Linked DNA regions of Homo sapiens: regions 2, 3, 4, 5, 6 and 7 are each linked to region 1. A link is a loop called in an ENCODE intact Hi-C map of the cell type or tissue named here. Cell type or tissue: heart right ventricle. All regions are shown on one strand.

The links. A loop is a pair of places that touch in the nucleus more often than their neighbours do. Peaks named below come from ENCODE experiments on the same cell type or tissue, not always from the same donor. Only the 100,000 strongest peaks of a DNase experiment are listed, where the experiment ranks them.
Region 2: a loop joins it to region 1, with 2.5 times the contacts of the local background. A loop is called at or near these places in 19 of 110 quality-filtered maps.
Region 3: it touches region 1 in a loop (3-fold over the local background); 6 of 110 quality-filtered maps call a loop at or near these places.
Region 4: a loop joins it to region 1, with 7 times the contacts of the local background. A loop is called at or near these places in 55 of 110 quality-filtered maps.
Region 5: it touches region 1 in a loop (2.7-fold over the local background); 3 of 110 quality-filtered maps call a loop at or near these places.
Region 6: it touches region 1 in a loop (3-fold over the local background); 5 of 110 quality-filtered maps call a loop at or near these places.
Region 7: it touches region 1 in a loop (5-fold over the local background); 54 of 110 quality-filtered maps call a loop at or near these places.

What each region holds. Positions count from the first base shown.
Region 1 is chr9:2,836,442-2,840,441 of GRCh38, reverse strand. PUM3 (pumilio RNA binding family member 3) reads left to right here. Exons shown (of 18, transcript NM_014878.5): 2 at 1,925-2,016; 3 at 3,041-3,262. The coding sequence starts at 1,935. Among named protein-coding and RNA genes, the nearest start is that of PUM3, 5.7 kb to the left of the region's middle. In heart right ventricle, a CTCF peak has its summit at 2,393; no DNase peak of the experiment used is centred here; H3K4me3 peaks cover 1,481 bases; H3K27ac peaks cover 2,497 bases.
Region 2 is chr9:2,228,444-2,232,443 of GRCh38, reverse strand. It overlaps LOC107987043 (a long non-coding RNA gene), which reads left to right. Exons shown (of 5, transcript XR_007061395.1): 2 at 1,756-1,863. It also overlaps the pseudogene RN7SL592P. Among named protein-coding and RNA genes, the nearest start is that of SMARCA2, 220 kb to the right of the region's middle. In heart right ventricle, a CTCF peak has its summit at 1,890 (motif pointing left); no DNase peak of the experiment used is centred here; H3K27ac peaks cover 1,126 bases.
Region 3 is chr9:2,643,067-2,647,066 of GRCh38, reverse strand. It overlaps VLDLR (very low density lipoprotein receptor), which reads right to left. Exons shown (of 19, transcript NM_003383.5): 5 at 3,536-3,907; 6 at 3,317-3,439; 7 at 3,108-3,230; 8 at 2,214-2,333; 9 at 1,985-2,110; 10 at 1,322-1,493; 11 at 515-733. Among named protein-coding and RNA genes, the nearest start is that of VLDLR-AS1, 23 kb to the right of the region's middle. RefSeq lists silencers at 1,234-1,293, 1,304-1,353. In heart right ventricle, no CTCF peak of the experiment used is centred here; no DNase peak of the experiment used is centred here.
Region 4 is chr9:2,119,316-2,123,315 of GRCh38, reverse strand. SMARCA2 (SWI/SNF related BAF chromatin remodeling complex subunit ATPase 2) reads right to left here. Exons shown (of 34, transcript NM_003070.5): 26 at 3,781-3,858. Among named protein-coding and RNA genes, the nearest start is that of SMARCA2, 110 kb to the right of the region's middle. In heart right ventricle, a CTCF peak has its summit at 1,849 (motif pointing left); no DNase peak of the experiment used is centred here.
Region 5 is chr9:2,733,341-2,737,340 of GRCh38, reverse strand. No RefSeq gene overlaps it. Among named protein-coding and RNA genes, the nearest start is that of KCNV2, 18 kb to the right of the region's middle. In heart right ventricle, no CTCF peak of the experiment used is centred here; no DNase peak of the experiment used is centred here.
Region 6 is chr9:2,468,163-2,472,162 of GRCh38, reverse strand. All of the region lies in intron 2 of LOC101930053 (a long non-coding RNA gene), which reads left to right. Among named protein-coding and RNA genes, the nearest start is that of VLDLR, 150 kb to the left of the region's middle. In heart right ventricle, a CTCF peak has its summit at 2,374 (motif pointing left); a DNase peak (open chromatin) is centred at 2,302; H3K27ac peaks cover 812 bases.
Region 7 is chr9:2,130,322-2,134,321 of GRCh38, reverse strand. All of the region lies in intron 27 of SMARCA2 (SWI/SNF related BAF chromatin remodeling complex subunit ATPase 2), which reads right to left. Among named protein-coding and RNA genes, the nearest start is that of SMARCA2, 120 kb to the right of the region's middle. In heart right ventricle, a CTCF peak has its summit at 1,636; no DNase peak of the experiment used is centred here; H3K27ac peaks cover 761 bases.

The DNA of each region.
Region 1 (4,000 bases):
ACTTAGGAGGACATAGGATGTCTACATATTCTCCAAACATCTTGTCTAAAATGTTTATTAATTGCTGTGGTAGTTTAACGTATGCCTGGATTCTTTAGTACCCCTCCTTCTGGGAAGTGGAGCTTAATTTTCCTCTGACTTTGGGCTGGACTTGGTGGTTTGGATCTAATAAAGATGGAAAGGTTAAAGTGGCAACTTCACAGTGGAGAAACCTGGAAAACACTACTTTGACCAAGTGAACACGGTTAACATAAACAGTAATAAGTCATGTTAATGTCATGTACCTCTTGATAGAGTACTACCAGAAGAAAGCTTGACCTCTGGTAGTCTTCCAAAAAATGTGTAGCCTTAGCCTAATCATGAGAAAACATCAGGCAAACCCCAAATGAGGAATATTCTACAAAATACAAAGGAGACTTGATGGCCAGATTCAGTGTATCCTGGTACAGAAAGAGGATATTAGTGGAAAAACTGGTAAACTCCAACTCAACTCTGTAGCTTAGTTAACTGTATGTTAACATTAGGGGAAGCTGGGGAAAGGGTATATGTGAACTGTGTATCTTTTCAACTCTTTTGTAAAGCTAAAATTATTTCAATATAAAAATTAGAACAAACATACAGAGAAAACATGTAAATGAATGGATTCTTAGAAAACTACAGGTGTAGAAGAGCTGAGAGATGCAGGTATGGTTATGATGGCCATAGCCAAGTAATAATGTGACCCTTCAGTTCTAAATGCCCTGAGGAAGCTGAGTAATTCAGGGACTGTCCATTTTTCAAAATCATTAGAAAAGTCTAGATTAGAACAGCACTTTCCAGAGTACTCCTTGGAAGTCTGCTGTTCCCTTATGATGTTCCAGGAAAAAGTGGTTCAACTGGAGTTGGAAAATCCTGCATCCTTTAGCCTTTGCTTGAGAATTGATTGTATATATTAGCAAATTAAAGAATCTGAAAAGCCTTTTCTTACGGGCTGATTCTTGTCATTTAACTTACTGTTTCCCAAATATATTTTATCCCAGAACCCTTCTTTTCTCTTATGGTAATATCCTGAGAAATTAGTTCTTGAATGGGCAATTCTAATCTAGAAATATCTGGTGTTGTCTAGGGATCCCTAACATCTGTTGTTTACAGCCAGCTTTCAAATGAGTTGATCGTCCAACTTTGGAAAGTGGAGAAATGAGCCAAATGGCTTTTTCTCTTGATCTGTTCTGCTGCTTTCAGGGACCTTGGGTAGGTGAGGGGTTATAACTTGTTTATCCTGTGCACCATGGTGTCTCAGTAGCCTATAAAGCGCCTATTAGACAGATTCCTTTCAATGAAATATTAACTATTTCAACATCTTATTTTGGAGTTCACTGCCAATTGCTTGGCTGCGTCTAAAACAATCACAGATTAAACACTGGATGCTAATCTTTGTTTTAGCTGTGTTGGATTGCATAGGAATCTTTCAGATAATCCTTTATTTTCTTATATTAAATGCATGTAGTGGTACATGCAGCCTATTGTTTGTTCCTGGCTTTTTAGGCTCCAAGAAATCAAGCGATAATTTTGTCAGTTATTCATCCCCTAGTCTTCCCAGGTTACAAAATGCAAACTCTGATGCTTATTATACTTAGTGTCAATAGTGGTCTATTTTTAGCCAGTACTATTGTGGAAGTGAAGTGATGCCTCCAGAGATATCAAACACTGGCCAGGGTGTGTGTTGTTCTTAGTTTTTTTATTGATACCTTGTTCATTTTCAGTTTTAAAATTTGAGTCAGTGATTGCAAAATTGCTGGATTTAAGTACTTGTCCATTCTATATCTGGCTGATTTGTATTGTATTTGTAGACTGAAGGACTAAATGTGGCAATGACTATGAAACAGCTCTTATTTGATGAAGAGAACTGCAGTGATTGTTTTTGGTTTTGGTTTTGGTTTTCCAGAGTTGCTACGATGGAAGTTAAAGGGAAAAAGCAATTCACAGGAAAGAGTACAAAGACAGCACAAGAAAAAAACAGATTTCATAAAAATAGTGGTAAGATATGCTTCCCATGTGGGTGTTTGGCTGTTATAATTGGGGGATGGGAGGGCATGTAGTAAATTTCAATCTGTATTCATTGGCTAGGATTAGGATTAAAATAGTAGGAAGAAGTATGTGTTATTGTGTATGAGTTAACATGTTGCTCATGACATTTAGACACTTAAGAAATTGCAAGAATGATTGAGGAATGCCTTATTCATGAAAGACTCCTTATCTCAGTTGTTGCTGCTGTTGCCTCATTTTATTCACACTAGTTCACCATACATTTTATTTTAACATTTGATAAATTAGGACTGTTTAATACATACTGCTCATAAGCCAAATACGTTTAGGTTCAGAATTTATAATGGTGATGTCTTTATTATTCCATCAGGTGTCAGTATTGTAAAACAGAAAAGTCAAGGGACTATACAAATGATTAATGTTTCCTTAATGTTAGCCATTACTGTTTGCATCTCATTTGTTAGGTACTAATTTGTAAGCCTTCTTGATCAAAAGTTTTTGATAAATAATTTTAATATAGGCTTTAAAATTTTCTTAAAACTAGAAAATTTTAAAATTAACATTTTAGATGTCCTTATGATATACTTTCCAAATTTCAAGAATGTTCAAGAAGTCATTTCTTAAGACTTCTTTTGTTATTGAACTCTTGAAAATTCTGTGTAGACCATCATTAAAGCAGAATACAAAGGTATATAAATAATAGCTCTGCTATATGCTTAAAACTAGAGAAACATACCAAACTGACACCAGTGTTTATCTTTAGTGGTAGAATCATGGGTAGCTTTTATTTTACATTTCTCTACTCTCTAGGTGGTTTTATAATCAAGGAAAGAATTTTTTATTTTTGTTTTGATTGTTTAAATCCAGTTCTACTCAAAAGGCTATATGTTGCATATTTGAGAGTAAGACATGGTATTGGGATTAAAAAGTATAATTTTCTGTAATGGATATAATCCAATAGATAAAAGAGATTTGGGCCCAGAATCATTGAACTTATAATTATTATTGTCACTAGATTCTGGTTCTTCAAAGACATTTCCAACAAGGAAAGTTGCTAAAGAAGGTGGACCTAAAGTCACATCTAGGAACTTTGAGAAAAGTATCACAAAACTTGGGAAAAAGGGTGTAAAGCAGTTCAAGAATAAGCAGCAAGGGGACAAATCACCAAAGAACAAATTCCAGCCGGCAAATAAATTCAACAAGAAGAGAAAATTCCAGCCAGATGGTAGAAGCGATGGTAAGTACTGGTTCGTTCATGCCTGAACTAGTGCCTGAACGATTGTGCACAGGGACTCTGGAGGTGCGTTAGAAACCTCACATTCTTATTCCTTGGCAGGTAACATTTTGGGACAGGTAGGTGGCTTAAATAAACAACAAAGCATCTTTCATGCTCACAATTTTCCTCTGGTGCTTAGAGTTTCTTATTTCTTAGCCCTTTTCTGAATTACCTTAGCCATGGAGTTAAGTTAAATTATAATGGCTTTATACAGTGGAACCTCAATAAAACATTTCTTTTTATAAGCTAAAATTTATTCGTTCATCGAACGAGTATTTGAGTTTTCTATGCATTGTACCAGGAGATAGGGCAAAACACACACACACACACGCACACACACAAAAATAATCAGTAAGGATACAGGCCCCAACTAATCATAGAATCTGGCTTTAAAGAATCAGTCTGTCCCCAGCTAAGTGTCAGCCTTGGTTAAGGATGCTTTGGTGAGCAAGAAACATAGAGACCCTGCCTTCACAGAGCTTAGGCCAGTCTAATACAATAAATCCCTCTGATGGCGCAGATCCATAGTAGTTCCAGAGAAGGTGTTGTGCACACATGACAGATTTGATTTTAATTGATTCAGGACAAGTTGCTCACTGATTGGAAGTATTGGCAGGTCTCGTGCTTGTCTGTTGAAACAAACTGCCCATCTCTGTCAACGATGTTCAGTGGGTCATTTCTAACCCAGAACTTTGCTCT
Region 2 (4,000 bases), 610 kb after region 1:
ATATCCTCAGAGCTGCCTCGGCAGAGATTTGAATGAGGACAAGCATGAATCAGGAAGACAGAGTCCCCAGGAGCTCTAGAATTGAGAAGTCAGAGGACTTTCCTAGTCCAGCCTCACCCAATCTAGCCATTGTGACCTACCTCAAATGAGTAACTACTAGAGTCATGGATATGACTTAGTATCTCCAGTGATGGGGCCTGAGTTGAGAATTCACAGCTGCCATTCTTGTGTTTCTGTCAGGGGTTTATGTTGCTCTTCTTACAGTGGGGACAGAAGCAGAATCTCTAGCTTGAGCTTCAGAATGAAGACTTTTAATTGCTCAAAGCATTATTGTGTGCCAGTAGCTGCTCAGTGTTATTCTAAGTGTGGTCCGTGTGTCAGCAGCAGCAATATCATCTGGGTACTTGATAGAAAGCCAAATCCTTGGGCCCCACTCCAGACCTACTGAATCAGAATCTCTGGGGGCGGGGTCTAAGAAACTGTTTTAGCAAGGCCTTCAGAGGGTTCTAAGACATTTTAAAATTTGAGAAGCCCTGATCTTATTAGCCCAAATCTCTCATCTTATAGATGACAAAACTACATCCCAAAAAGATCAATGGCTCATTCATGATCCTAGAGTGAGTAGTGATAGAGTCAGGTGGAGTGGGTAGCTGTTAATTTTACCTATTCAGTATTCGCAGCCCTTTCTTTTGGTAATAGTACCCAGATTTTGCTTGGGGTATCCTCCTTCCTCCTCCTTCTGTTCATGTGGTTTGGATGGGACTAACTGATGCTTCCAGATTCAAGGGTGAGGACATGACTCAATCTGGCCAGAGTAATTTATCCAAACTCTGACCCCAGCCTGGTCACAGACACATGGATTAGGGATGGACACATGACTACGCCAGGCCAATGAAACTGGGTTATGGGAATTTTACTGGAATCTTGAGAGAGGAGCTTTCTTTTCACTGAGACTGATAGCTATAAGCATGACATTTAAATGGCCTGTGTATCATGAAGCCCACCAAAAGAGAAGTCCCATCAGGAAGGCACTTCTGGCCTTGTTTGCCCTGCTCTGAGCTCCAAAACCTTGTTTTGAACTGTCAGCTCAACCTCAGTCAGTCCACTACATACTTAAACAACACCCAGGGGGAGACAGTGGAATGTGAGCCTCTCACTGTGTTTGGGAGTTATATGGAGTTTACTAAACATAAAGATATTCATTGAGCACTAAAAGCCAAACTCTGGGCTCTGGTAGGAATATTTCAATCCTTCTTAAATAGTAATAATTTCTAACAAATGTGGCCAAAGAGATAGTTCTGGTCCAGATTCCCCAACTAAGCAAAAGCGTGGATAACAGATATTGTGGAATTCCCTTAAACATGCTTTAGAAAGAAAGCAGTAGTTCAAAGCTTTTCTGTTAATCATTCTATGTTCAATATTAGCTAAATTACAAGAGTACTTCCAAATATCAAAATATCCTCACTTTGAAATAAAAGTCTTCAGTACTACAGCCTCCCTAATCAATAAATGGCCTGAGCTCTAGCAAGCTATCTCCCACCCTTGCTGTAAGGCTGTAAGAACACATTCATTGAGCATGATATGCCAGGTACTATGCTGAAACTTTGGTAGGTGTCATCTCGTAATCCTAGAAACAGCCCTTTGAGGGATCAATTAGCTAGTATCCTATGAGCATTCACTGTATACCAGACATTTTTAAGCACTCAACAGTGTGCTTAAACAACTAACTCATTTTATTATTTCACTTTATTACAGGGGTTACATAATTAGCAGAAGGGAGGAGCTTCAAATCCTGGCACTCTAACACAGAGATTGTTCACTTAAGACTACACAGTACTACTTATGAAAAAAAACTGGCAGAAGGTAAGACAAATGATCAACTTCCTTTTGGTGCCCTCTCCAGGTTAGTGAACCAAATAGGTTCTAGGTTAGAATCATCACCATAAAAGTAGGGGCTAACATCAGTGACGTCTAAAATTTCTTTTGGATCTATTCTACAACACTACGGATTTTTGGACATGATTTTTTTTTGCTACCTCTAAAGCAGTGAGACCCTCTGGAATTTCTGTGTAAGAGAGTTTTAGAAGTGGCAACCTGTTTGTTAGATAAAATTAGGAAACTTGAAACTACAGTTACATGGCCAGCATGCTGTATTTGGCTTATATGCTTATTCAGAGCAGATTTTAGAGGCTGGGGGTTAACAGAAATTGCTATAATGCCTCTCCCAGAAGCTACCCCTTGGTGTCTCCAGATATGAGTCATTGTTTCAGAGGTGTGGGAAAAGAAGAAACTCCTGCTTTCGGCAAACCTGTATTGGGTTTGGTCTGATATTGAAGAATTTTGCCCTTCCTAAATTGTGGAGGTCATCTCACCCTCCAGCTAAGCCAAGCAGAGGGTGACAATGAATCCATACATGACAAAGAAAGTACTCATGCTTCAGGCCTCTATCTAAGTCATTTAGCTAAATGCTTTTCCACTGGAATAAGATTTTGGACTTTATTTTAATCAGCAGGTTTTTCCTTTGAGAGGAGTTTCAAATCTCCCTCTTAGGAAGGTCATGCTTCCTTTGCCTTGCTAGGCCTCGGGATAGAAAATAGGATTCTCTGGAAAAAGCTATCACTTAGTAAATAATTGATTGGCGATTGCTTTGGATTTGATTCGCTAAGCTGAGAACCTTCGACACAAACTGTGGAGGGTTCAAGAATGAATGCAAAGTATGTGTGGTTTTTACAATTTGGTGGTCTAAGCAAGGTAGAGGATGTCTAGCAGGGCAACAGTGTTCCTTAACCTTGTTTTCTTTGGTTTAATGTTCACAAGTCATAGAATATACAAATAGAACAGTCACTAAATGCTTTTTTCCTTTGAACAAATAGTTTCAGTTCCTACAGATACCACCATTGTACTCCAGTGGCTTAAAATAGCACTGTGGTCACAATGTCAGTCCCTAGTAGACCTTCCAGTTTTTCTAGCTAGCATTTCCCTAATACCTGTGATAATGCGTCTCCCATAAGCTAACAAATTAGTTCAGGTGGAGGAATGGGGCAGGGAGACAGCTGGCTTCATGCGAAAAAGAAAATGCTTTCTAGTCCTATCCGGATGCAACAATATAGAGGAAATTACAAAGGGGTGTCTAGTTCCTGTGTGGGGCAGGAGGAACACACTTAGAAAATGTAGGAACTGTCAAAGCAAGGACTCTCTCTTAGCTGGGTGAGGTGGCTTATGCCTGTAATCCCAGCATTTGGGAGGCCAAGGCAGGGGGATTGCTTGAGCCTAGGAGTTTGAGACCAGCCTACACAACATGGAAAAACCCTGTTTCCACTAAAAATACAAAATTTAGCTGGGCATGTTGGTGCATGCCTGTAGTCCCAGCTACTCAGGAAGCTGAGGCAGGGGGATTGCTTAAGCTTAGGAGGTCAAGGCTGCAGTGAGCCGGGATTGTGCCACTGCACTCCAGCCTGGGTGACAGAGCAAGACCCTGTCTCAAAGCAAACAAACAAACCCTCCCTATCTTCAGATATGTGCCCAGTGCTGGGAATGGAAAAATGATAAGACTCAGTGCTGTTCTAATAGAGTAAATAATACTTCATAAGGTTAAAGAGGAAGTGGGTGATGCTAAGAAACTAGAGATGTAAACTACTGTTTCCCAAAAGATTAATGGTGAAGAGAAAGGTAGCTCCAGGTGAGTGCAATGTTGAGTGAAGAATTAATTTATAGTGTGTGTCTGAGGGTAAGGGTGCTTGAGCATATTAGTAAATGATAGAGCCATGTTGAGGATGAGGAGAAACCGACAGTGTCTTTCAAGGTACTTCTCCCATAGTATCAGTACATGTGTTTGCACGTTGATTTATTGGTTTATCCCATTCTCCTTACTATGCACTAGGCCAGTGCTAGACTCTGGAACAAAATGATGTCCCCTGACAACACACACAAAAAATTCACTCTCCACTCTTTCTTCTTCCCTGAACTCCTTCCCCAGAAACCACTTCCAGGTGTGCTTCTG
Region 3 (4,000 bases), 190 kb after region 1:
TTCTATGTTACTTAGTGGCAATTTACAGAACCCCCTTAGTGAAATGTTTCTAGAAAGGTCTGTTTATTTCTGCTGGACTTTCAGACAACTTGCACACTTAGATGCAATGTGGTTACCCAAATCCTCACAATTCAGGCTGTCGTTTAGGTTTGATCATCCAGAGCTAGCCCAGCAAAGCTTTCAGTCAAAAATTAAAAAATCACTTGCGTAGAAACTGGGTGGACAAAAGGGTTCAGATACAGCTTTTGGTACACACATCAAATCAGGAATGTTAATTCATTAATGTCAGCCAGCAATCAGTCATACGAGAGTCAGACAGGAGGACCTGTCATATAGATAAGGACATCCCAGGGTCACTCACCTGGGGCAAAACTGATATCTTAAATTAGAATTCTAATTCTTTGTTGCAGAAGGCTCATAAACCTTGAGATTTGAGTACTAATTCAGGTATGAGAAAGCTCCTGACCTACACAGATACCATTCCAAAGTCTGTGATGGAAAACAGACTACAAACCCAGACAGTGGGTCCACAGCTATGGAGGCAGGCTCTCGCAAGTCAGAGTTAAACAGGAACTTCCTCTTGGTTCCATCTAGGGTAGCTACTGAAATAGTCTTAGAAGCCGCATCAGTCCAGTAGATGGTCTTGTACACCCAATCAACAGCAATGGCTGCAGGATTATAGACATTGTCGATCATTTTAACATGTCTACCAACCTTGTCATCAATTGAGGCACTGAAACAGAATAGGTCACAAGAAATTTAAGAGTTTGACACAATTAGAGCTTGGAGAATGGACTTTTTGCTTACAAAATGGTCAATGACTTTGTTCAGAAAGAAATCCAGTTAACACCACAGCTCACCACTCAAATTATTTAACCATGCTGCTTACTGATCCTAAATTAATAATGCTGTAGATTATCTAGTTGCTGGTATGTATTCTATATACAAGAACAACAAATTTCTAAGTGAAGCTATTTGTTTCAGTATCCATCATCTGAGTTTCTATAGTTCCCATTAAGAAAAGGCTGTACTACCATTTCTATTTGTAGCAACAATGAACAGTTCTCAATTAACTGTAGAGAAAAGGGAGAAAATATAAAAAATATGAAAGATGTCATCTTTTACTTCATAGACAATTGTTAGTTTCTAATTAGGAAGTGATAACAGTTTAATAAAGAATTAGCATTAGATTTAATGTCCCCAGGTAATTCGATGCTAGATGGGGCTAGACACAAAAGAAACTCCTCCAAACTATCCCACAGATCACTTCCCAAGTGACAATGACTTATGTCAAGACACCACAAAAGGAACTGAAAGTTACCTGAAGATAGCCTTTTGGCTTAGATCGGCCCAGAATAGTTTCTGGGCAGCAATGTCAGCATCGAGAGCCACAGTGTTTCTTAGCTGTTCAACTAGTTGGATATATTCTTTCCTCTCTAAGCCAATCTTCCTGATGTCTCTTCGATTAGTGAAGATCAGACTTGGCTCTTTGCCTGCAAGATGGAAGTCTGGGTTACTTAGTTTTGCTTTAAGAAGGCAAGGTCTTTCTAAACCACCTCCTCCCAGCAGAGGAGCACTTAGAAAATAAAGGTATTGTGGAATACCTCAGTAGTATCTGTTCTGGAGTTCCTGCCCCTGGGACCTGCAAGTGCTTCCTACAGTTTAGGAAGGCAGTCGTGGGGTTACAGCCTTCAAGAACAGGGTGAGTGATGAATAAGTCACTTGTTTGAGTTGGACTCAAGTTTTGGAAACAGAGCATGCAAACCTGGTAGGTATTCATGGTATCATATGCAAAAGGAATGATCAAGGTACATATCTAGGGGAGAGATCTGCTATTTGACCTATACTGCTGTATTATGAGGTTAGCAGCATTGTTCTCAAGTACAATTTCATGTTTAGTTTGACTATTGTAGTCACTGGCTGTACCTTTTAGAGGCACTTACTCATAAAGGTACAACAGCCATACCAGTCCAAGTTCATTTACCTACTGCCTTGCACACGCCAGTAGCAAGATCCATTTGATAGCCACGACTACATTCACACTTGTAACCGCCTTTTAAGTTGATACAAATTTGACTGCAGATTCCTGGATTTTGGCATTCATCAATATCTGGGAGGGAAATCAGAATTAGTCTTGCTGCTCCTATACCTTACTAGGTACATACTATCCTTTCCCATCACCTGCAGGGTCCAGGTTTTCTTCTTAGACTCACCTCCACAGGTTTTCCTATCTATCAGTTCAAACCCAGCTGCACAGTCACACTCGTAGCCTATAACTAGGTCTTTGCAGATATGAGAACATCCACCATTATTTACCAAGCATTCGTTTATATCTGGAATAAAAATGTAGTAGTCACTTGACAACTTATTTTCAATTAATATCTTTCACATTTAAAACCCAGGCTATTTGTGATAACTTATCTAGTTGGCCTGGTCAAACCCACGATTTGTCTAAGACCTAATCATTTATTTTATAGGTATATATTTCAGGGTGGATTATCTAACTCCTCGGCAAGTTACCAGCTGGTCAAGCATTTAGTCAAGTTTCTCTATTGATGATCAGTTATCTTTAAGGAGGTTAAACTATAAACTAGTTTGGGCCGGGCGCGGTGGCTCATGCCTGTAATCCCAGCACTTTGGAAGGCCGAGGCGGGTGGATCACGAGGTCAGGAGTTCGAGACCAGCCTGGCCAACATGGTGAAACCCTGTCTCTACTAAAAATACAAAAAAAAAAAAAAAAATTAGCCGGGCGTGGTGGTGGGCGCCTATAGTCCCAGCTACTCAGGAGGCTGAGGCAGAAGAACTGCTTGAACCCGGGAGGCAGAGGTTGCAGTGAGCCGAGATTGCATCATTGCACTCCAGCCTGGGCAACAAGAGTGGAACTCCATCTCAAAAAAAAAAAAAAAAAAAAAACAACAAAAACAAAAACTATAAACTAGTTTGTCCTACCTGGGCTTTTAAGTCATAAAGTTTCACTCTGAAGTCTACAATTGAACTTCAGTACATTCAAAAGTTTAACTAGCCATCACGGGGGGTCCACACAGTGTTAGCTATACTGGATTGTGTCAAACTTCCAGGATCTGTACTTGAACAACAAGTACACTTACGACACTCTTTCAGGGGCTCATCACTCCAGTCCCTGCAGTCCTGCTCCTGGTTACATACTTTGCTGATATCTATGCATTCTCCACTTCTGCACTTGAATTTTCCAGGGCCCAAGCACTGATTGACTACAAAGAGAAACAAAGAAGAGAGATTCCATGAGTGGGTCTGGTCAGAGCAATCCATTGCTTAACCAACAAGAAGAAACCCTTACCATTTTTGCAGTTGACTTCATCGGAACCATCGACACAGTCTCGGATACCATTACACTGCCTGCTGCCATGGATGCAGCTGCCATCCTCACATTCAAATTGGTCAGGTCGGCAAGTTCGAGAGGCTACAAAGGGAGGAAACACCATGGAATGAAGCCAGCAAATTGTCCCAGTTGATACAGGGAAGAGAACTGAACATGCCATGCTAGAAAGCTACTTACGACAGTTGACCTCATCACTGCCATCCTTGCAGTCAGGGTCCCCATCACATCGCCACTTCTTATGGATGCACTCGCCAGAGCCGCACTGGATTTCGCTGGCTGGACACTTGGTGTGTATGACTGGCTGACGGCCACACTGCTCCAGGGACTCATCAGATTGGTCGGAGCAGTCTGCATCATCGTCGCATACCCAGCTGATGGGGATGCAGGAGGAGGTGCTGCACTGGAACTCATGGGCGCCACAGGTTGGCGGGGCACAGTCCAGCTCATCACTGCCATCGCTGCAGTCATCCTGGCCATTGCATACAAAGTTCCTGGAGATGCAGCGGCCACTGGAGCAGGTGAACTCGTCGGGACTACATGTTATATTGCCTATTAAGAGAGAGGATGCCCCACTGAAAATGCATCAAGATTGGTCCGTTCAAGATTCTTGTCCCAAAATCTAATACATTGATCTTTATTCAT
Region 4 (4,000 bases), 720 kb after region 1:
AGATCTTTAAGAAAGTTTCCTTTTATTCAATAGGGCTTGTGCTTTGAACTAAACAATCAGCAATAAAAAAAAAAGGGGGACCCAAGGTATCAGTACAGAATAGCTACCCACAGTTGGACATGTGGAAGAGACATAAATGGTTTCACTGGTCCATTGGCCATGAATATACTAACTTTTCAATACCTCATGGGCACTGTCTGAGGAATGCTCTTCAATTCTTTACATTTTAAGCTTTGTGCTCTTATGAATATATTATACCACAGACAGAGAGAGCTCAGAGGTAATCGCATCCCAACTGATCTAGTTGTAAGTGAAATGGATTCCTTTCAGAGCCTTCAAAATGCCTACTTCCCCACCTTCTCTCTTTTTAATAATCCAGTTCACTTGTAAATAAACTAAGGGCCACACACTTGGCTTTAATCTATAACTAAACAATACGATGGATTTTTAAAAAATAAACTGCCACTATATATCCACAGACATTATGTATAAACACTAGCGAGATGTGTCATTTCCACAATGAAATGGACCATCAATCATTGTTATTTACCTTTTCCTTCTTCCTTTGGTTCTACCATACTGAAATTGGGATTCAATATTATGTTTTCTTAAAAGCTAAAACTGATAAAATGTAAATGAAATATCTACGCAAACCCAAATATGACCTCTAGAACCTATTTTAAAATTAGTGGTCAAAGCTCTTTATACTTCTTCCACATTTTTGGAAGTCATTACATTTCCAGAATCTGGTAGGCTTGGGAGACAGGTGAAGTCCCATTGGTTGATAAATGTGGCCACCTTGCTCTGTCATGTGCTATAATTAGCTCACGATGCTTAATCCTGTCTTCTAATGTTTTGGTATGAGAAATGGATCCACCAAACCTTCATAACTGGCACACAGAGGTTGCCTTCTTTACAGCAGTTCTAAAGAGGGGCTTCGTGAGGCAACCTCCTAATAGTTATTAGAGAGCTAATAAGAAAAAAAAAAATTTTGTTAATGTCCTATACTGAGATGACAAAATACTGCCATTTCAATCTTTGGTTTTACTGCTACTATTATCTACAGCAAAAAAATAGTCTTTGAGGTATGTTTAATCAATACATTTCTATGGACATTATTCTTGCTAATATATTTGTCCACAATTGAGAAAATAAATCTTTTCTGATAGAAAAGTAAATTATGCACTTGTTTCTTTTTTCTTTTAGGAAAGGTAGATTCGATTACATAAGATAAGCTTAAAGTCTTAATAACTGCATCTCTCCCTAGAGATTTCTACCCACAAAATACCAATATAATTAATTCAACATTATGGCAAAAGTCAAACTTACTATTTAGTTACTTTGTGAATAATTGGTCTTGAGATCTGATTATAAACCTTATGCTTACAAGTACAATTAGTTTTAAAAGTGCTTTTTCCCTTTGTAGAGAACATAGCATCTAAAAGCTTAATGTTTGTATGTTAGCAAAATGTCTCAGATACTTATCTTGAGCTGCCAAAGATCTTTTTGGTAAAATTCCTAAGTAATTGGTATAAAAGATACTTTTTCTGAAGTTACATTTTTAGAAAGAGAAAGCAAGACATGCTTTTTTTAAAAGACGTTATTTTAAATAAACTATCTGCTTATCATGTGTAAACCAGTGTCTATGATACAAAATCAAATAATAAGTTTGCATTAATTTTATAGAGAACTCACTCTTTTCTAATAATGGATAAAGAGTTTAAATATTTAAAATCCAAAGATTTATTCTAGCTCACATTCCATTCTTGTTTCTCACCAAACTTTTTAATCTGTAGCTGGCAGAGATTCAAATTTTATTTCCTGCCCCCAAGTGGAGGTGCTAAGGAATAGTGAATTGGCCAAAGGCGGCCGGTGGATTAGAAGAAACTAAACCAAACCTAAAATCTGTCTAATCCTCAAAATAGAAGCCAGCCTTTAAGAAACCAGCAGAAAATTCACAAAATCAAAGTGCCTACAAAAAGTGTTCCCTAGCCAGCCTCACCTGTGTTACAACCCTGTTCTTTGAGTGGTAAAATAGTCCCAAATTAAAAGAAGGCTGTGCCTTCCAAGATATTCAGATTGTTTCTGAGGTTTTCAATTTCTACAAATAGCCCAAAAGTAAGGCAGGAAAGTACACTCACCCCCTTACTTCAGGGCTGCTGAAAGAATTCTCCATTTCTGGGCCTAATCTAATTTGTATAATGGCAAGCAGCTTGTCCTCTCCAGTGTCTTGAGAGTATCTGCGGCTTTAGCAGTGCTGAATTATTGCCTAACAGTGATCAGCTGAGGGTCTCTTGCTTGGGTGTTCCCCAGTAATCTGCCTTTTAATTAGTTCTTCAAGGACAGAGGGGATGTCTATTTCTGATGGGTATCTTTAACCTCCCTAAATAGAGAATATTGTAATCTTTGATTATGCTGACCAGTGTGAGTTAAGAAATCTAGAATTTATGAATGCCCTACATTGACCATGCTGTTAAGTCTTTCTTACTACCATTCCTCTCTGAAATAGCTTTACTTGGGAAGGGTGGTTCATTTCGGGGACGGAGGGAGAAAGGGAAGTGCATATTCCAGTTTAGTAGTTATTCCCACAGCTACCTGAATTTTCCTGAGAAAGAAAATTTTATTGTGGATCATTATATACAATCAATGTTCCCAGAAAAAAGCCACACACACAAAACCCCAAAATAACATAAGCCTCTCCAAACAGGTGGAGTTCCATTCTGTCTAGGCTAAAAAGGTGGAGATTGCAAACCCTGTGGATCATATTTGGCCCACAGTTGTGTTTTGTTTGGCATGCAGTGTTATATAATAACTTAAAAAGTTGGATTTAGTTGCAGTGTTTTAAAATCTAGAGATCACATATAAACACCTAGACTTCAAGCTCCCCTTGAAAATTTGTCATTTCTGGCGACATAGGTCTCACATTTCTACCTTGCAGCTCTGTCCCCCCATAGACAAAGCATCTCCAGTACACCTACCTCTGCCCACTTGCTTCACACATGCAAATTACTCATGTAAGATCTGATGGCACTCAAATTTGGGACCTCTAACTTTAGGGTTCTGCAGCATTCAACCACCAAAGTTGTGGTTTATATTTACTCTCTCTGTAATCAGTCTTTGATGAAGATGAAAATGATTGAAGATACTGGAGGGAAATCCAACTGATTTTGATCCTTAAATGAAGGCTACACCTTTATGCACACCTTGAAGGTTCCCATTCATTTAAGCGGGCTCTCGTCAACAATCTGAAAAGGCACACCTGTGTGTTGTTTTAGCTGTTGTCCACCTATCTCCCTAAGGAGCATGTTGCTTTGATCCTGTAAGGGCACTGTTGTAAGTTCCAATGCCTATAGGAGCCAGGTAGGCTTCCTGAATGACACTGGCCTGGGATTAGAAACGAACTGGGAACAGGAGGGCGTCTATGGTAAGCTGTAGACCGCGAGGCCTGTCCAGAGAGTGCAGCTGCTACTCAGCCCTGGCCAACTGTTTCCACACAAAGATGTGGGCCTGGTACTGCCCGATCTCATTTTTCAAGAGAAGCCAGAAATCAGGATTCTTTTTTATGTTGGCAATGAATGGGAAATTTTAAAAAACGCTGCGTGGGCCAAACAAAATATGTCTGCAGGCTAACTCCAGCCAGTTTGCAGCCTCTGAACTGAAGGAAAGGCATAGGCTTTACGTATGAAGTTCTGCCAGGCACGCAGGCTGCAGACATTCTGCTTAACAGAAAAAGGGGCAGAGGTATAAAGCATTTGTGTTCATGATTTTCTGTAACATTACCATAAAAAGGTCAAATTCTTCTTCTCGTCGAGCAATCATTTGGTTCAGAGTCTCATCGTCCGGTACTTCATCTTCTTCCTGGGGTTAAAAACAGAGTGATTTTAACCAGTGGACAGCTGGGGCAAGGTACAAACAAGTAAGTGATCTGTCCTCCAGACCAGAGGGGTCCCATTTCTCAAGGCAGAAAGAAAAGGGAAGGGGTTGCTGGATTTAGTCCTTG
Region 5 (4,000 bases), 100 kb after region 1:
TTGGCTTCCTCTTCTGTCAAGTGGAGATAATAATAGTCCCTACCTCCCTGGGCTGTCATAAGGACTGGAGATGGCGCATAGTAATGATGACAGTGATGGTAGTGATGATTAGAATAAATTTGGACATTTACCATGTGCCAGACATGGTACTAAAATGTATACATTAGCTTGCTTGAAGTGCTCAGAAAGAATGCTTGGCACGTAGTGGGCATTGGATCCATTTTAAGCAGCATTATTATCAAGTACTATGTAGAAGAGTGAGAAAATTACTTTGGGGGGCATGAATATTCAAGACATATAAATGTTTCAGGTTACCTCTCTGTTATGATGGAAACTTGATGCAAAAAGAGGCATTTATCAAGGTGGATTAGAAACGATTGCAGAATCTCAGTGACTTTACCCAACAGAGGTGTATTTCTCACTTACATGACATGTGCAACAGGGGTCAGCCTGGGGTTCTGTTCATCAAGGTACTCTGCCTTTGGCTGATGGATGCTCCATCTTGACATGTGTTTCCACAGTTACAAAAACATAGAAAAGGAAGACTGGAGGAGAGAAGTAGCAATTAAATGCTTCTACTCAGAAGTAATATCTTTTGCTCTTATTTTTTTGGCCAAAACAAGCCATTTGTCACACATAACTTGAATGTGGTGGAGAAATGCAATTAGAATGCACATATTTCAGGAAAATTAATAAAATACTTGTGAACAGCCTAATGGCTGGGGAGCCTGATGACCACCACAGAAGAGCACACTGTGGATGGTGGACATTCTGTTGATAAAATATGAATAATAAGAGCTACCATGATCCGGGCACCCATTATGTAATAGATATTGTGCCAGGTACTTTGCCTTTATGTATCAGTTAACCCTCCCAATAAGGAAATCTTAATCTCCACGTTATAAGGTGGAAACTGAGGCTTGAAGAGGCTCACTTGGCCAGGCATGGTGGCTCATGCATGTAATCCTCTTGCTTTGGGAGGCTGAGGTGGGCGGATCACTTGAGCCCGGAAGTTGGAGACCAGCCTGAGCAACATGCAGAACCCTGTCTCAAAAAAAAAAAAAAAAAATTTAAAGTACAAAAATTAGCCAGGTGTGGTGGTGGGTACCCGTCGTCCCAGCTACTAGGGAGGCTGAGGTGGATGATCACCTGAGCCTGGGAGGTTGAGGCTGAGGTGAGCCATGATTGCGCCACTGCACTCCAGCCTGGGTGCCAGAGTGAGACCCTGTCTCAAAAAAAAAAAAAAAGAAAAAAAAAAGAAGGAGGCAGAGAGGCTTACTTAACAAAACATACTAGGTATTAAGGATAACTGAGCGTAGTCTGCACAGGTTTTCTGAATTTACAGGGAAATCCTTCAAAAAGAACAGTGCACTAGGAGACTATAGAGACTGATTTCTAGTTCTTTTTTCTGGTTTTTAACACTCAAGCACATGCTAGGATGACAAACAGGTCTTGAGTGTCAACTCTGAGAGATTTGCGTTGGTTGCTAGAGAACTGCAACAAGAAGGCCTTCCAACGGGAACGAGTAATGTGATTGATTAACAATATCTGCTGTGGACATAGGGAGTGGGTGGCAGCATGGGAAACAGATCCATCTCTGGGCATTTCTCTTAACTTCTCTCGGTCTCAGTTATACCACCTGCCAAACGAGGTAAATAAACCTTACCTGAATCAAGGTAAGAGCCTGGTTGAGATGATTTCTTGATGTCCTCAGAGGGCACCAAAACTTCTGTTTCTAGGTGCATATATTTGAACAGATTTTATGCACGCGATTCCATCATATATTCACAAAAATCCATTTGCATATTGGGATGAGGTTGTGTAAGGGAACTCAACAGATTTAGTCACAGAAAACTTCTCCTAAAGATGGTGGAGCTGGCAGCCTTTGACAGGAGAGATGAATCATTTATTGGCACTGAGGTATGCCGATTATCATTTCCTATCAATCATCTGTGAGTTGGATATGGCTTTTTTTTTTTTTTTTTTTTTTTTTTTTTTAAAGACCAAGTCTCACTCTGTCACCCAGGCTGGAGTGCAGTGGTGCGATGTCGGCTCATTGCAACCTCTGCCTCCCAGGTTCAAGAGATGCTCCTGCCTCACCCTCCTGAGTAGCTGGGATTACAGGCATGCGTCACCATGCCCGGCTAATTTTTTTGTATTTTTAATAGAGACGGGGTTTCACCATGTTGGCCAGGCTGGTCTCCAACTCCTGACCTCAAGTGATCTTCCTATATTGGTCTCTCAAAGTGCTGGGATTACAGGCATGAGCCACTGTGCCCGCAGACATACCTCTTTGTTGATAAATCTGAAGACTGTCTTTCTCAGTCTGGGGTGGTGACTGTCAGACAAACATGCCTCATCTATTTGGTGGCGAGTTGGGGAATATGCACAATATATTTTTCTTAAACAATACAAGATGTATTAAGGTTCCAGCAGGAAATAGATGGCACACTCAAGCAGTTTAATTGAAGAGATTTTAATAAAGATTCCATTTACACACACAGGTATGATCTGGATGAAGAGAACCAACAAGGCTCGGTAGGATATTCGAGAGTTGGCAACAGTGGGAGGCCATTACTACTCATAGGCCTGAGGGAACAACAGGAGGGAAAGGTGTTTCTAGGACCTGTAAATGCTGTGGTTAAACAAGGCTACTCAACTGAGCCACGGCTGTAGGAACTCAACTACTGCTTAGACTGGACAGTGGATAGAGAGAGGGTGAGGAGTACACACCCAGAACATTCTCTCCAAGACCCCTTGGTCATGCTGCAGGGCAGAAAAGGGTAAATAATGGCTGTGGGAGGACAGAGGGAGAAGGCCCAGCACACCAGAATAGACATAGAAGGTAGAATACAAAATTCACATGAGTTTTAAAAGCATCACATCAGAGGAAACCAGGGAGGGAAAGGAAAGCTGGAGTGTAGGGACCACATTCCCCTCGACTTGGGGAACCAGGACATCAGCCTGGGAGGAGGGAACTGGGAGCTCAACAAAATGCAAACTATTTTCTTGAACCTGGAATCTTTGGCAAACTATTTTCTTGAACCTGGAATCTTTGGAGGCAGGTGATAACTAATGCTTTCCCCTTAAATTTGAGAAACGTTTCTTGTGAACATGTCCACTTATTTTTTGAAGCTAAGGTGAAACAGGGGAAGTGTTTTTGGCCCAGTCTGGGTTAGAAGATTAAGAAGATAATGTGTATGGCCTTGGGTAGGCACAAGTGAGGGAGCCCCAAAGCCCCTCGGGATGAAGGTTGGGACCCATTTGAATAATGGAGATGGTCTTTTCAGAGCTCTTTTTTGTTGTTGCTTATACTTTGGAAGATTTTCTTTTCTTTTCTCTTTAACAAAGGAGGCCATCCCAGTCCACCAATCAGATCAACGCTATCTATTTACAATGCTGCACCTGTTGGCCTAGAAACCCATTCCAGCGGCTGGGCCAGAACAGGGGTACTGTCATGTTTTCTTGCTCTTTTCTTGGTTCTACTCCTTCACAAAAAGCCAAGCACTCCTCCTGAGATCCCACCATGAGGGCAGAAGAAGAGGCTACATTGCACTGTACATCTGCATTGTCTAATTTGGTAGCCTCCAGCCACACATGGACATTTGAATCTAAAATAAAATTAATTAAAATTAAGTAATAAAAAATTTAGTTCCAGACTTATGTTAGCTGCATTTCATGTGCCCCCTAGCCACACATGGCTGATGGCTACTGCATCAGACAGTGCATAATAAAATTTCCATCATTACAGAAAGTTCTATTGGACAGACTCATCTAGATCCTTGTGCATACCACTGGTTGGGCTAGGGGGCTGGCAACAGGATTCAAAAGCTGTCTTCACCCACAGAATCCTGTCTTCGATGACAGGTGACTCTGTCTGGACTTGTATAGTTTTCCTATGCAGCTAGCAAAATAGTGATGATGATGGTGATAATAGTGATCTAAATTTATTGAGCACTAAATATGTGTCAAATAGTACATTAAGAGATCTATCATATCA
Region 6 (4,000 bases), 370 kb after region 1:
GGAGATAGACCCACAGTAGGAGCTGAAATAGGCCTGTAAGTAAAAGGCAGTTGACATGTACATGTAATAGAAGCTCAAATACTTTTTGGCTAAATGAAGAAAGAGAATAATCAGGGAGAAGTCTGGGACCAGAACTGTATGTTATACCAATTCTAAAAGGTTAGGGGAATAGGAAAATTCCGTCTAAAAAGAAGCAATCAGAGAAGGAAAACAGGCAAAGGTAGTGTGTCCTGGAAACCGTGGCTCTGAAATAATCAAATCTGCCAGACTCTTAACTGAATTTCTACCAAATAGACCTCTGAATTCTTCACTGAGTCCAAATAGAAGACTCGGAGTGCTTATCCATAAGCTGTGGGCATCATAGCTTCTAATCCAGGCTATTCCCTGGGTAACTTGTGTTATTAAGTGAGGATAACAGTGCTTGCCAATTTTACTTGGGCAAGATGAGAAGCAATGAATAAGGAAGATTTTAGAATATTTGGCAAAAGAGAAATATGTCACAGCAGGAATCTTAACTGATAAACTAGAGATAAGCACATTTATTCTCACAGTTTTAATTTATGGACTATCCTATATGGCTTACATGAATAAAAGGAATGTATTACCTCTGTTAGTGACAGCGCTGCCTTACTGCATAAGAGAAAGCAAAGGTCTGTGTTTGACATTTATGAGAAGAAACATGGTCAAAAGGAAAGAGCATAGTTCTTTTTCTTTCTTTCTTCACTTATTTATACCTCCTTTAGTAATAATTATTAATTTTTAGTATGTATATATATGTATGCTAAAATCGTATACATTCATGACGTATAACATGATGTTTTGAAATATGTGTAAACTGTGGAATGGGTAAATTAAGCTAATTAACATATGCATTGTCTCACCTACCTTTTTGTATGTGGTAATAACATTTAGCATCTACTCTCAGCCATTTTCAAGTATACAATAAATTGTTAATAGCAATAGTCACCATGTTATTCAATAGATTTCTTGAGCGTATTCCTCCTGTCTAACTAAAATTTTATAACCTTTGATCAATATCTCCTCACTCACCCTTCCCTCAGCCCCCAGTGCCTACCATTCTACTCTTTGCTCTTAGGGGTTTCAATTTTTTAGATTCCACACATAGGTGAGATGGTGCCTTGTCTTTCTGTGCCTGGTTTATTTCACTTAATATAATGTCCTCGAGTTTTGTGCATGTTGTTACAAATGACAAAATTTCCTTTTATCTTAAGGCTGAATAGTATTATGTTGTGTATATAGAACATGTTTTCTTTATCAGTTCATCCACTGATGGACACTTAGGTTGGTTCCATTTCTTGGCTACTATGAATAAAGCTGCAATGAACACTGGGATGCAGATATGGGGAAAAGGTATAGATTTAATATTCAAACAGACCTCATTTTTAATCTCAGCTCTGCTTCACATTAGCCTTGTGATTTTAAACATGTTTTACAGTGAGTTTCAGTTTCTTTATGTTTAAAATGGGTATCATAATAATAATTCCTGGCTTAGAATTATGAGAATTTTTATGATTATGTGGACAAAGTTTCTCCCACGATGCCCACACAGGATGGGAATTTCATAAGTATTTGTTCCCTTCCTCAATCTCTCCCCTTCCCCTGCCCCTGCTTTTTTTAAAAAAACAGAAACAAAAACAAAAAAACATTGCTCTAACCTAGGGGAAAAAGTGAGAAAGTAAACTGAAATACTTTTTTAGGACAGAAAAGCTGGCATGGCATGAATTGGTTTTATAGAGAAACACTTAAAGGATTTAACCCCCCCAAAACTCCATGCTCCTGCTCATTACTGAAAGCACCAAAATCCCTGGGAATTATAAATCCAAAGCCATTTGGCTCAGAATTTTACATGTTAAAAAAAAATTCATTTGCATTTATTTTGCTTCTTACAAAATCGTCACTTCCCATAGCTGTCATAAAATATCTACTTGCTTATATTTTGTGTGAGATTTCATGCTTAGGTGGTGTCTTGGTGTTTCTGTGACCCAAGCAAGGAGTTCCTGTGACTGTGTCACACTGCTTCTTCTTGACACAGCTGGAAATATGATCGCCTCAAGGCCTATCACAAAGGACTGGCCCTTTGCTACGGGTCAGCAATAGCAAGGAGTGTTGCCAAGACACAACACAAAATAAGACCTTTAGGTCTCCCTCTGGGTTTCTGGAACAGCTGTCTCTAGCTCAGCTGTTGAAGTTTCAGCTCCTTCATTGAAATCCAAACACATCTGTACCCCAGACAGGAAAATGCCTAATGAGTTGTTTTCCTCCATGCTGGCTCGTCTTGTGGTTTTTGTGCAGCCTTTAAAGACAGTGTGAGTGCTGAGGACCTCAACAGGTCCTGCCCAAGGATGGAGGCGCCACCCGGTGATGGGTCACTAATGTAGAAAAGTGTCATGACACCCGGATGTTCACAACCCTCAGGCTGTTCACAGCTTGCCATGGCTTTGAAACATCATGTGCAGCTCAGACAAATTCAGGCCTCACTTAAGTGTTATCCTTATGCGGGCAACCTGCATGCCTTCTCTTTCATCTTTTTAATGATTATTTGGCAGAATCCTTTTTTATTCATTTAATTTCAGAGCACAACAGGGATATTTATCCCTTTATTTATATGTCAGTTACCTGTAATTAAATGTCAGTTTTTAGTACTGTGACTTGCTGTTTTAGGAAATACTATTTCAAACCAAAATGTACTCTTTCTTTTTTTTTTTTTTTTTTAATGGGTGATTGTAGTGTCAAGCCAAACTTAACTCATGTTCTAGGTAGAAGAGGTAAAAACAAAAAGTTTTCCCTCCTTCACTATTAGATTATCTCTGCAGGTTCCTTTTCCAGACAGGAAAAACCCTTTCAGGGTAATGGAGACCCATGTTATGGGTTCGTGGAATAGAAGGTTCTTCCCTTCCTGGGAATGCTTCCTAGCAGTGCAGACTCCACGGTGGGCACTTCCACCATGACCTACAATCTTGAGGCTTCTCTTAGAACTTCGTGCTTCAGAATCACTGCAGCAGCGCCGGTTCTCCTGTACTCCTTCCTTCCTTGCCTCCTTCTTTCTTTATTTATGCTAACCAAATGCCATAGTTAACCAAGTCCTGTTCCTTGAGGATTAATTCAGATGTGTTTAGCCATTTATTTTAATATCTAATTCCATATTCTAAATAGAATACTACCTCTACGCACTTCTATTATGGTAAATAACGATTTCTCCCTTAAGTCCCGTTTTCCTCCCTTTATCCTTCCAGTTTATTACATCACAATTTTCAGGATTTGCATTATTCCAACAATGGAAATATTTTCTGCTGAGCCAAGGAGCATACTATCATTACAATTCCTTTCTTGTTCAATTATCCTTTTTCCTAGAGCTGATAGTTTACTCATTTAAAAAAATGACTTAGTTTTCTCTGTACGTGTTACTGTCTTTGCTTCCCCTAACATCCAGCAATATTCAAGACACTGTTTTCATCACAGTATCAGTGTCGCATTTAATTTTTTTATGATAACTCTATAAGGTAGGTAACTATAATCTGTATTTCACAGATGGGAAGCATGAAGCACAGAGAAATTAATTGGCTCACATAAGATGGTAAGTGGCAGAGCCAGGACTCGAACCCAGGCAGTCTGACTCCTGCACTCATGTTCCCAAGCACAAGACATACAGTATCTCAATGTATAACTACCTATATTAGCAGCTGTACCACCTAATCCAATTAGTTGAATTTTTTTTTTAATGGAGCTCTTCCTCCATATGTCTCTGGACTCTTGTATCTGTGTTGCTTGTTTTCTAAACCTGTGTACGGTTATCATATTAAGACTTATTTTCATTATTGTCCAGGGAATTTCTTTCATCTTCCTCCTGTGTTGATTCCTTATTTTCTGGATATTGTTTTGTCTTTCTTGCATTAGGTGAAGCTCATCCTTTAGAAGACTTCTTGAGAAAATGTGCATGGGTCAAGATTTCTTAAATCTTAAATGTCAGAAAACATTTGTA
Region 7 (4,000 bases), 710 kb after region 1:
GTACAAGCTGGAGTGCTTGAGATGAATAAACCTGTGGTCCTGTAACATATTCAGCAAGTAAACATATTGTTCTCTTTTAATTCCATTAGTGAGTAAGCGAAAGGAGCTTCTTGATTCCCAATTTTACCTTTCTCTTGTCACCCCGAGTCTTGTCATCAAGACACAAAAGAGAACGTATTTTCTTCTTTTTCTATTATCCATTAGGTCTTCTTCGAAATAATTGGAAACTTTTTCTTAATAGCTAATACGTATTTCTGAGTCCTTCTTATATGCCAGATTCTATGTTACACACCTTTAATTCTCAGAATACCCTATCAAGTAGGTTCTATGATTTTCCCTGAGAGGAAAGCAAAGCTATGAGAGGTGACACAAGGTCCCCAAGGTCACACAGCTAATTAGATGGAACCGGAATCTGAACCTCTTGGTTCATCAGATTTCAAGGCATGTACTCTTAATCACTATCCTAAATTCTCCATATAGAGAGCCATCAAAAGTCACAGTTATTTTTCTGATGCTCACCCGAACCCTGAGGCATAATGATGATGAGGCCACCCTGCCCTGTCTCTGCTTCCTAAACTGTACTCTTCCCCACCTCCACCTCTTAATGAATAATTACATTTCTTTATTAAGAAAATTAATGAAGATTTTCTTCATGTAGACTTTTTTTTTTTTTTTAAATCCTGACACTGACTGAAACATGTAGCCTTATTGATTAAAAAAACTAAACAAAACAAAAACTGGCCAGGCGCGGTGGCTCATTCCTGTAACCACAACACTTTGCAGGGCTGAGGCAGGAGGATCACTTAGGGGCAGGAGTTCAAGACCAGCCTAGGCAATTGAGTGACATCCTGTCTGTACAAAAAAATACAAAAATTAGCTGGGTGTGGCGGTGCGTACCCGTAGTCTCAGCTACTCAAAAGGCTGAGGCAGGAAGACTGCTTGAGCCGAGGAGTTTGAGGCTGCAGTAAGCCTGGGTGACAGAGTGAGACCCTGTCTCTTAAAAAAATAAAGTAAAAAAGCAGAAAACGTCAAAAACCAAATCTTGATTCAGATAGACATATTCCTAAAATATTATTTCTAAAATATAATACAAATTCCTAAAATATTATTTCTCTGATTTCTCTGTAATAGTTTGCTCCATTAAAAGATAATGTGAAATTATTGGGGCTCCTTAGTATCTGTAGGCCAAATTCAGTTTCCCATGGTTACTTTCGATGAGTGAGTTTGATTTCAGAGCTGAATCCTGATTTCAGAGGACATAACTCAAGACCAGAAATTCCAAGCATCAAAGTTTTAAAAATCAAAACAATTCCCTCTCACTCCTCAACCTTTATTATTTATTTTAGTATATTTCCGTCAGACCTCTGAGGACTATTCTATTAAATTTATTCTCCCGAATTATATAAAATGGGAAATGTTAAGTCCAATGGGCTGTTAAAGCAATCTAGTCACTGGATTTCAGAAAAAAATAAAAATTATACAAAGTTCTTAAAATTATTTTATTACTATCAAGTATTTTTCCAAACAATTCACAACTGTTACCACTCTTAATTAGTTCAGTACTTCCACCCTAAAGTATTGAAGGACTTGGAATTTGGCAAAACCCAAATCTATTTTCTAGGGCCTTAGCTCTCCCTTGTGTATAAAAACGGAAATGCAGCTTGCTAGAAAATTTTGCCCCAGTAAATCTGATGACCCAATTTTAAAAGTTAAAATGCCATTTGATAAAAGAAAAAAGGGTCCATGTTTACAAAGCTTCTCACATCTTACAGAAAAAGCAAGAAAAGATTTTAAATGACAAAACAAATGCAGCCAAATATTACAAACATGATGCACATTATGCTTTAGAAAAAGGATCCCCCCCCACAAAAAAATCTTGCCAGTGTAAAATAAAATATTTTAGGGGAAAAGTACATCTACGAGAATCACTAATGCTGTCAGGAGAAACAGAGCTGAGTGATTCAAGCCCCTGTCTGTGATTTCAGGCTGGATCATACTTAATGCAGCCCAGAGGAGGCATTAGCTTGCTTGCAAGATCTCTAGGCAGAGAAAAATCCACAGCCCACCTCTTTACACCTGTGAGGAAATATTTTATTTATCATTGTGTATTTCCATAGAATTTCAAATGTCTTGTTCTTTAACCTTTCTTCGTATTTTCCCCAGTTTTTTGTGACTAATTCACCATGGATTTGTCTGCCTTTTCCTGTGTAGAGTTTAGCAGTTTGGCTTCCTGTGATGAGAGGCCAACTCAGAGAGCTTATTGCAGCTTGGTATTACATAGCTTTTTAAAGACACTAAATTCTCTTGAGATGTATCACATTTTACCTTACTGATTAGCACCTAGTATTATAAATGTCATTTTTTTTTCCTTTTTTTTTTTTTTTGAGATGGAGTTTTGCTCTGTCGCCAGGCTGCAGTGCAGTGGTGTGATCTTGGCTCACTGCGGGCTCCACCTCCAGGTTCAAGTGATTCTCCTGCCTCAGCCTCCCGAGTAGCTGGGATTACAGGCACCCGCCACCACGCCCAGCTAATTTTTGCATTTTTAGTAGAGACGGGGTTTCGCCATGCTGGCCTCGACCTCCCAAAGTGCTGGGATTACAGGCGTGAGCCACCGCACCCGGCCTCATTTTGTTTTTTCTACTTTGTTAAACTTTGGGAAGAAGAAAACCCCAAAATTATTTTAGTAGTCAGCAGACATGATGATGGGAACCCCATTTAGGCACGTTCACCATGGGAAGCTCAGGCTGTCACCTGGTGACAGACTGGTCAAGGAAAAGGAGGGTGTTCTGTCTTTCTGCAAAGTTCCTCTTGAAATTCTATGGCTTCTAAAACTTGCTGTTATCTATCGCCCAATTTAAAGATCTAAAGAAATAAGTCTCATCACCATCATTTCCGTAGCGTTTACTGGGGCCCAACTGCACAGGACATCACAAAACAAAGCGGTGTCTTCCCTCATCGCCAGGAGCTTATTCAGTATACCAAAAGAAGTGTCTACACATTCAGACATAAGGACCCCATAGTAGATATATGATGCCGTAAGAAAGGTAACAAGAGACAACAGCAAATAGGAGAAACTTTTTAAAATTACAAGACATTGTGAGACAAAGGCATACTACTCTCCAGCTGGCTGGTAATTGCATATTATCCAGAGCACATAAGCTAGAATGCATTCCAATTATCTTCCAGTGCTGTGGGGCAAAAATCACTCACGTAGCAATTAAATAAATTCAGGGATATCACTAAATGTTTTAAGGAAAGGAAGGATTCTGAAGTTGGCAGAAAGAGCAAAGGAACAGGAAGAATAGTAAAACAGGCATTCCAGAAACCACCCTCCAGCCCGCTTTTTGGCTCTGCAATCACCCCAATTTTGCACAGCCCCTGGCTCAATAATGATGACTGCCTTACGGTGCTAGAAACAGCACAGCCAGTGTACACAGGGCTGACATTAAACCGGAAAACCGTGGCCCACTGGGCTTGTCAGAATTTAGGTAGATGGAATGCCTGCTCTTACATATAAAGAAGCAAATATATGTTTCCAAGAAATTATCAAGATGGGCCATTTCTTGTGCATGCGCAATTATACATATATATATGTGTGTGTATATATATATGTATGTATGTATGTATATGTATAATTGCGCATGCAAATATATATATATGTAATCTGTAATATAGCACTGTTATCACCTTGGGCACACACCATAGGAAAGTTACAAAACTGTAATGGATGGAATATTTGTTAACCATGTTAATATTCTCTTTCACACTTTCTAAAAGAACCATCCCTTGTTCGGGAGAGTTACTCATTGCCTTGAGCAGAATTAGGATAAAGTTGGTATGCAGAGACAAAAATGACAACATCTTTGACTTCCAAAATAGGGTAGTGAATTCCCTTCACCACCTTTACGATCAAGAGCCAAACCTAGCGGACTGGGATTCTCATCTATCGCCTTAACCACTCGGCCACGACAAGGCCGAGGACCGGGATTCTCAGAATGGC